Regions from separate parts of the Homo sapiens genome. Here region 1 is linked to region 2. Evidence: read pairs that join two places in POLR2A ChIA-PET (ENCODE). Cell type or tissue: OCI-LY7. All regions are shown on one strand. Each heading gives the region's core, and the rest is flanking DNA. Links, peaks and the distances in the headings are about the cores only. Region 1 has its middle 13 kb from the start of CAMTA1-DT. Region 2 overlaps CAMTA1 (calmodulin binding transcription activator 1).

The links. ChIA-PET counts read pairs that join two places held together with the same protein. Peaks named below come from ENCODE experiments on the same cell type or tissue, not always from the same donor. Only the 100,000 strongest peaks of a DNase experiment are listed, where the experiment ranks them.
Region 1: POLR2A ChIA-PET joins it to region 2 with 6 read pairs; 2 of 35 experiments call an interaction of 5 or more read pairs at or near these places.

The regions. Positions count from the first base shown.
Region 1 is chr1:6,769,659-6,774,048 of GRCh38, forward strand. No RefSeq gene overlaps it. Among named protein-coding and RNA genes, the nearest start is that of CAMTA1-DT, 13 kb to the right of the region's middle. In OCI-LY7, for the core only: no CTCF peak of the experiment used is centred there; DNase peaks (open chromatin) are centred at 1,653 and 2,043; H3K4me3 peaks cover 1,268 bases; H3K27ac peaks cover 873 bases.
Region 2 is chr1:7,022,409-7,026,798 of GRCh38, forward strand. The region is part of intron 3 of CAMTA1 (calmodulin binding transcription activator 1); the gene reads left to right. Among named protein-coding and RNA genes, the nearest start is that of CAMTA1-AS3, 10 kb to the left of the region's middle. RefSeq lists an enhancer at 3,532-4,390. In OCI-LY7, for the core only: no CTCF peak of the experiment used is centred there; no DNase peak of the experiment used is centred there.

The DNA of each region.
Region 1 (4,390 bases), core at 78-4,077, 250 kb before region 2:
AAAAATTAATTAATGGGGGGTGGGCACCATGGCTCATGCCTGTAATCCCAGCACTTTGGGAGGCTGAGGCAGGTGGATCACGTGAGGTCAGGAGTTTGAGACCAGCCTGGCCAACATGGCGAAACCCCATCTCTACTAAATATACAAAAATGGCCGGGCGCGGTGGCTCATGCCTGTAATCCCAGCACTTTGGGAGGCCGAGGCGGGCGGATCACGAGGTCAGGAGATCAAGACCATCCTGGCTAACACAAGGTGAAACCCTGTCTCTACTAAAAATATTAAAAAATTAGCCGGGCGTGGTGGCGGGCGCCTGTAGTCCCAGCTACTCGGGAGGCTGAGGCAGGAGAATGGCGTGAACCTGGGAGGTGGAGCTTGCAGTGAGCCAAGATGGCGCCACTGCACTCCAGCCTGGGCGACAGAGTGAGACTCCATCTCAAAAAAAAAAAAAAAAAAAAAAAAAAAAAAAATTAGCCAGGCATGGTGAGTGGTGGTGTGCCCGTAATCACAGCTACTCAGGAGGCTGAGGCAAGAGAATTGCTTGAACCCGGGAGGCGGAGGTTGCAGTGAGCTGAGATCGCACCACTGCACTCCACCCTGGGCGACAGAGCAAGACTCTGTCTCAAAAAAATAATAATAATAATAATAAATTAATGGACTGGCTGGGTGCAGTGGCTCACGCCTGTAGTCCCAGCTGCTCGGGAGGCTGAGGCTGGAGGATCACTTGTGCCCAGAGATTGAGGCTTCAGTGAACTGCGATTGCGCCACTGCACTCCAGCCTGGGTGACAGAGTGAGCTCCTGTCTCTAAAAATAAATTTAAAAAAAGATAAAATGAATTAATGATCCAAATCATGACTTACAGGTGGTTCCAAATGGTTTTTTGCTTTTGTGTTCTTGCTTTTAAACACAAGCTTCTCTTGTAGATTGCCTTGCTTGATAAGATATTCAAGAAAAAGTGGCAGAGGTGGGTTCATATCAGGCTTCCCTAGGTATGCAAGTGGTTCCAGGTGCCTGGCATAGCCAGTTTGGAGGCTCAGGGCTCTGACAGCGCTCAGAACTATTCCTTTCCTAGGATGTGTACTTCCGGAGACCACCCAGATTCAGAGAAGAGCTCGGATTCTCCTAGTGCTGTTAGCACTGTTTTGCCTCTTGGCAGGGAGGATGAGGGGTAAGGCTGAGTGGTCAATGCCTGGGGGGTGTTGGGCGGCGGCTTCCCAGGCCCTCTAGGCTACTGGGTTGCAGAGAGTACTGGAGCCGCTGTGGATCCCAGCTGTGACTCATCCGCCTCCCTGAGTTTGCTCTCAGAATGTGCTCTCTGGACTTTTTCAGGCAAGTCTGAGTGGCTCATTGCAGATACCCATCATTAACGTGCCTTTCGCGCTTCTTAATTCCCTCCAGAACTTTAACAATCATTGCAAACACGGAAAGGGTATTCTTCCCAGAGAAAGACATTCATCATGACTGTACCCAACCGCTGTCTCCAGTGCAGGAATTGCTTCAGTTGCCAAGGGGGAGACGGAGCCAACAGGTATTTTTAAAGAGGCTCTATGCACTGGAGGCTCGAAAAGAAAATATCCCCTTTGAGCATTTAGTCACACACATCAAAGGAAACAACAGTTTCCATCTTCATTTGCATCGTACAGGCATTAGATGTGGTCCAGTTACACCAAGCTCTGCTTGAAAAGGCAGAAGTGCCAGTACTTTTCATGCCTTGACTGAGACAGAGAGAAAATGCAGCCAGGCAAATAATATATCACCCTGCCAAGGCATTTTCCATTTTTAAAAGGACAGAACAATTTTACGTTATTTCTGGAGCCTCTTTGCAGCAAATATCCCTTGACATCTGTTCTAGCACCCAGGCTGGCCCGTCTAAAAGCACTGGCTGGTCCCAGCCTGCTGCTCCTGGGTGTGCGCCGGGGACCACATTCTGCCTTGTGATCTTGAAGCTCCAGACGTAAAGGGGCAGGTGACCTGTTTTTTTTTTTTTGGAGCACAGGCAGACCGACCTCAGCTCTGCAAAAGTGGCCAATTAAGGCACCACCCTGGTGGAAAGAACATGGCGTTTCAGGTCACTTGAAGAGGCTGGATGGAGAATCAACACTGAGCTTTGAGCCGGTGCAATGAAAATATGCTTGGGAGGGCTTGACGTTTTTCAGTGAAGCTCCCAGGAGGCCCAAGAGGGTTCAGAAATAAGACAATGAATTGTGCTCAGCCTTGATGGTGAGACCTCGTGGGGAAGGGAGAAACACACACCACTTCTGGAATAAATTAGCACAAGACGCCTGGTGAAGGTGACAAGTAAACAAGATTTGGCACATCTGGAGAATGAAGATTGGGCTATTTGGTAAAATTTCCCGTACTGTTCCTTCCAAGGAGGCCTACGATCCACTTCTGGCCAAGTGTGAGATCCTTTTGTTAGAGGGCGAACTGTGAATTTTATTGTTTCTAATCCTCAGCCCTGGCTGGCCTGAAAAATCTCAGGGTGCTGAATGATTAATTCCAACCTGCCCTAGAAAACATTAGTCAGCTGGCAAAAGGAAATAGCCCAACTCGAAGGCAAAAGAGCAAATTGACTTTATCTGGGAGTGATTGTGTTTGACAAGAGGAAAAAGAAAGACATCTTTTGTCACTGAAGAAAATTGTGCTTTGAGAATCTTTGCACAAGTCTTAAGGCTGTGCTTTACACAGCTGCTTGAATTAACATGGAAATAATCCCAGCACCCCCTTTGCCCTTCCAGATAGAGAGCAGGGAAACAAAACTACATTTTCATACATTTACTACAGCAGAGTTTTAGAAATCAGGAGTTCCAGGTCTACTCAAGAGCAGCACTTTCATCAGCTAGGAAATTCTCTTTCAAGAAAACTATTTTTGAATTGCTATTTACTACTAAAATTTTAATTTTTCTTTTAAGTATTGTCACATAGGCAGCCTGATTCTTTGTGGGTGGAAAAGCGAGGCAGATGGGCGTCTCCTCCCATCAAAAAGGAGCCAATTTCCATTCCAAAAGGGTAAAAAGATCAGTATTGTTAAAATCATTCTTCTGGTTTAACATTTATCTCATGCCCACAGCATCCCAGTATGCCTAGAACTTGAAAGAACACGTCATAGGCAGGAAAACAGATGGTTTTGACTCAATCTATGATATAGATTTTTCTGTTTACATTTTTTCCCTTTATCAATTACAAAAAATTAACCCTCTTTTAAAAATTCTAAAATCTTGCTGGGTGCAGTGGCTCACGCCTATAATCCCAGCACTTTGGGAGGCTGAGGCGGGTGGATCACCTAAGGTCAGGAGTTCGAGACCAGCCTGGCCAACATGGTGAAACTCCGTCTCCACTAAAATACAAAAAGTAGCCAGTGTGGTGGCGGGTGCCTGTAATCCCAGCTATTCTGGAGGCTGACGCACTAGGATCACTTGAACCTGGGAGGCAGAGGTTACAGTGAGCTGAGATTGTGCCATACACGTGGCTAACTCCTTCACCTTCTTCCAGCCTGCTCAAATGTCAATTTCTTTCTTCTTCTTCTTCTTTTTTTTTTTTGAGACAGGGTCTTGCTTTGTCACCCAGGCTGAAGTGCAGTGGCGCAATCATAGCTTACTGCACCCTCGAACTCCTGGCTTCAAGTGATCCTTCTGCCTTTGCTTCCTGAGTAGCTGGGACTACAGGTGCGCACCACCACACCTTGCTAATCTTTTATATTCTTTTGTAGTGACATCTTGCTGTGTTGCCCAGACTGATCTAGAACTCATGGCCTCAAGTGATTATTCTGCCTCGGCCCCAAAGTGCTGGGATTACGGCATGAACTACTGGGCCTAGCCCTGCCCCGTCATTTTTGGGTTTTTTTTTTTTTTTTTGAGACAGGGTCCCACTCTGTTGCCAGGCTAGAGTGCAGTGGCATAATCATAGCTCACTATACCCTTGAACTCCTGGGCTCAAATGGTCTTCCCCCATCAGCCTCACAAAGCATTGGGGTTACAGGCATGAACCACCATGCCTGGCCTCAAATGTCAATTTCTTGATGACATTTATACTGACTATTCCTATTTAAAATTGCACCTCCCAGGCTGGGTGAGGTGGCTCACGCCTGTAATCCCAGCACTTTGGGAGCCCAAGGTGGGTGGATGGCTTGAGGCCAGGAGTTCGAGATCAGCCTGAGCAACATGGCAAAATCCTGTCTTTACAAAAAATACAAAAGTATGCCAAGTGTGGTGGTGCACGCCTGTAGTCCCAGCCACTTGGGAGTCTGAGGTGGGAGGATCATCTGAGTCCAGGGATGCAGAGGTTGCAGTGAGCTGTGGTTGTGCCACTGCACTCCAGCCTGGGTGACAGAGCAACACACTGTCTCAAAAAATAAAATAAAATCGCACCTCCCCAACTCTGGCACTCCTGGTC
Region 2 (4,390 bases), core at 212-4,211:
TCAAGAGGCTATGAGGAGTGAGGTTTCCTCTTGGATTGGCCTTCTAATTAGTCTAGGATGACATAAAGAAGCCTCTCTTTTAAAAAAAGGCAAATTTGGTCAGTTCTTGGTTTCCAGGGTTTTGGAATGTCCAGGCAAAATTGCCTTGGCACCTTCTGAAATCCTAGAGAGGTAGTGTAGCCCACTTGCTGGGGCTGACTTCTGTTGCCAGCGCCTCACCTCCATCTGATTGCAGGGTATTGGTTGGCCATATGCTTCAGGGATTTGAAGGAGGGTTACCTATGTCTAGGGCTTAACGTGTTCTTGGAGAATATTGGGCAAGAGTATGATTCCCTGAGTCTGGGGGAAGGAGGAGCTCCAGTGGAACTTCCAGTCAAGATGCCAACTATGCATATGTGGGAATCTCTGTTCTCTCACTCTAAACCCATAGAAATGTTGGATTAGTTATAATAGCAACAAAAACATAGCTGAATTCAAAGGTGAGGTTGGGAGATTTCCAGGTGCCGGAAGCCAGGATGAAATTTAGAGTGCAAGTCGAGTGGCCTTACTGGAGTTTCCACAGTAAACCCCTTAAGGGCTGAGGTTTCACAGGCCCCAGGGAGCTGGAACCAAGTTTCTTGTACAAAACTGGGAACAAGAAGGGACTGTCTTTTCTGTCATCAAAAAATAGAAAAATTCTTCCCATTGGCTCAGGAACACGGTATACCCCAGTCCCCCAAGCCGTAGCTTCTAAGAGTTTCCTTCAAGAACGAGGGATACCAAGCCTAAGCTGTATATAGATATGAGACCAAATCCTGCACTATCAATGTGGGCAGAAACTCCGAGCTGAGAACCTAACATAAAATTTGGTCCCGAATTAGTGGTACCCTTAAAGCTGTGTCAGATGTAAGCGTAAAACTTGTTATGGGGGATGATTCCTCAACACAAGGCACACATGAGATTCCCAGGGGAAAAACTGGGGGACTCCCAATGTAGATAAGCCCTTAGGCAAAAATTACAAAGCAGACTAGCAAATTGACCACCACGGGAGATAATCCACAAATGCTGTGAAAGGAGAATTTATGTTTCAGAAACTATAGACAACAGAGCAATCTGAGAAGGCTGTTAGATAGATCAGATATGTGTAAAATGTTTGAAGAGACAAGAAATAAAATCCATAAGACTTGAATAGGAGATAATGGGATGAAACAAGTGGTTTTTTTTAAAAAAAGAATCAGTTATTCTAGAAATAAAACATGTAATAATTGCAATGAAAACAAAACAAGATGCCAAAACCCTTCTAATAGATGGGGATAAACAAAAGAATAGACATATTTGCTAAAGAATGAGTTAGTTAAGGCCAGGTGTGGTGGCTCACGCCTGTAATCCTAGCACTTTGGGAGGCTGAGGTGGGCAGATCACTTGAGGTCAGGAGTTTGAGACCAGCCTGACCAACATGGTGAAACCCTGTCTCTACTAAAAATTCAAAAATTAGCCGGGCATGGTGGCAGGCGCCTGTAATCCCAGCTACTCAGGAGGCTGAGGCAGGAGAATTGCTTGAATCTGGCGGGGTGGAGCTTGCAGTGAGCCAAGATTGCGCCACGGCACTGCAGCCTGGGGGACAGAGCGAGACTCTGTCTCAAAAAAAAAAAAAAAAAGAAAGAAAGAAAGAAAGAAACAAATAGTTAAGCATAAGATGGTCCTGATGAGATCCACCGAACTGTGGTTTAGGGAAGTAAAGGCGGAAAATGTGCACATGAAGGTCCAGCACATATCTAATGGGCATCTCAGAGGAGAAGACAGAGACAACAGGAGGGAGGCATGCTTGAAAGCAATACGGCTGGAGGAATAAAGACAGACGTAAGCCTTCCTACTGAAAATGAACATGGAATTGCAGGTGGAATAAATAAAAGCAAAAATCCATGTGTGGGCACATCAGGGTGAAACTACTGAACACCAGAGATAAAGAGATACCTTAAAAAAACCACCAGGAAAACAGCGACAGTGAGACCTCATTAGTTTGGGTAAATATAAAATGGGGAAAATGCAAGATAGGGGCTGGCCTGCTGTCTGTATTTTAGTATGTCTTCCTAAAGGAATAAATAGGGTAAATAGGATACTTTTGGTTCTTCAGTCTGCAATCAGTCTGCACTAGCAGTGTGATGCTGGCCTTTAAGAACAAAAGCATCTGTGTGTATCTGTTCCAGTGTTTTTGAAGTTATTGTTCACCCGATGTGTTTCTAGGGCCGTGTCTGCTCCATCGACACCTTTCTGGGATGAACCTTCAAACATGGGCTGTGGGCCTGGGATCCCCTCGACAGGTGCTGCCAAGAATGAAAATGTGATCTTTGCAGGGTGCTTACCTCCTATTAATAAGGAAAAAAGCAAACTAAATTAGTCTTGGGAAGTAAAGTGCCATATGAATCAGCTTTCCTCACTCCGAAAATAACTTGCTAAGAATTTATGATCCCCTAAGTTCTGCTGATTTTTTATATTGTTTACTTTCCTCTCCAAAATATCAAATAATTCACAGGTGGTATGTATGGTGGCTGTATGGATAATTTGAAATGAGAAATGGACAGCAAGAGAAATTTCCTTCTAGGGGGTCAGTGCTGGGGTGACTCCCTAAGACTAATGGTGCTGGATTAATAACCTGGGGCTGCTTCAGTATTCATGGCTTGTTCCCTCTGAAGGCTGGGATATTTCCCACTTTTATGTCCTGCACAAAACTGTAAAGCAAAGATGGTTTCATTGCAGCTATGTGCGTAATGAGATGCGCAAGAGCTGCTCTTGCCCATTAATCAGCGTTTGGGGGAGGCTTCTGGAAGCCTGACCTATTGCCGCGGTAGCTGATCTGAATGCAATGATTTTTCCCCTGTGGGAGCCGAGGCTGCAGGACCTGAGAGCTGGCTCTGGCAGCCTGGGGGCCCTGGCCATGAAGTTGTACTGCAGAGAGGAAGGGTGGTCCCATCATCAGGGCGCACAGGCAAATGGCTGGGGTTTCTCAGATGAAAAGGCTGCAGGGCCTTGGAAGGAACCATAGGATATATGGTTTGCAAGAGACCACCTATTTCTGGGGTCCATCTCGCCAGCCCCTCTGGCCTTACTGGGGTGGGGGAGGTAGAGGAGGGTGGATGTAGCTACATTCAACAGGGATTTGAGTGCAACTCTGTGCCAGGCACTGGGCCAGATGCCGGGGAGAGAAAGCTGAATAATTCAGACATTCCCTCTCCCATTAAGGTGCTCTCAAGGGTGTGGGGGGAGGCAAACTGCTGATTTCAATGAACTAGACTGGCGAGGTGGGAGAGATGTGAGCAGCACACAGGTGACTACTACTTACCAGCTTTGGGGATGGAGTGGGGGAAGAGGGGCATTGTGGTTTGAGAAGGCTTCCGGGAGAAGTAATGTCTGAGCTAAATCTAAGGAGTAATTAATATTTGGCCAAGAGTCTGGGTAAAATTGCTCATGCCTGTAATCTCAACACTTCGGGAGGCTGAGGTGAGCAGATTGCTTGAGCCTAGGAGTTAGAGACCAGCCTGGGCAACAACATGGCAAGACCCTGTCTCTACAGAAAATACAAAAGTTAGCTGAGTGTGATGGCGGATGCCTGTGGTCCCAGGTACTTGGGAGGCTGAGGCAGGAGGATTGCTTGAGCCCGGAAGATGGAGGCTGCAGTGAGTTGTGATTGTACCACTGCACTCAAACCTGGGCAACAGAGCGAGACCCTGCCTTAAAAAAAAAAAAAAGAAACAAAAAGATTTGGCCAAGAGCAGGAGAGCAGGCCCATGAAGGTGGAAGTGAGATGTTTATCCCAGCAAGGGACCTGCAAGGGATGAAGCTGGTGGCAGCACAAAGAGCGAGGCGTGAGGCAGGCAGCAGTGAGGCCTGCGGAGCCTGGGTAGTGGATTGCTGCTCAGGCCCTGTGAGAATTCTGACTTCATCATGATATTCCTATATGTCCAGGGGGGGAGTCATCCGTGGCACGGCCTCATGTGTGATTCAGAATGTATTGTGGGAGTGGCAGCCCCGGTGGGAGAAGGGAAATGACTCAGGAGAGCAGGTCTGGATTTCCTGCTACCTGTGGCTCCCCTTGCCAGAATTCTGATATAAACTAAGACTATAAGATTAGTTTCAAAAGGTTTTAGAGACCTTCATGGGGGCTTTCCAATAACAGGAAGATAAGGACCGTGAGGAACATTTCTCTAACTTTAGACCCAGAAACTAAGGGCTGGGAGGATGGGTGGCTGCTTTTTTTTTTTTTTTTTTTTGAGACGGAATCTTTCACCAGGCTGGAGTGCAGTGGCGCGATCTCAGCTCACTGCAACCGCCGCCTCCCAGGTTCAAGCGATTCTTGTGCCTCAGCCTCCCAAGTAGCTGGGACTACAAGCACGTGCCACCACATCCAGCTAAT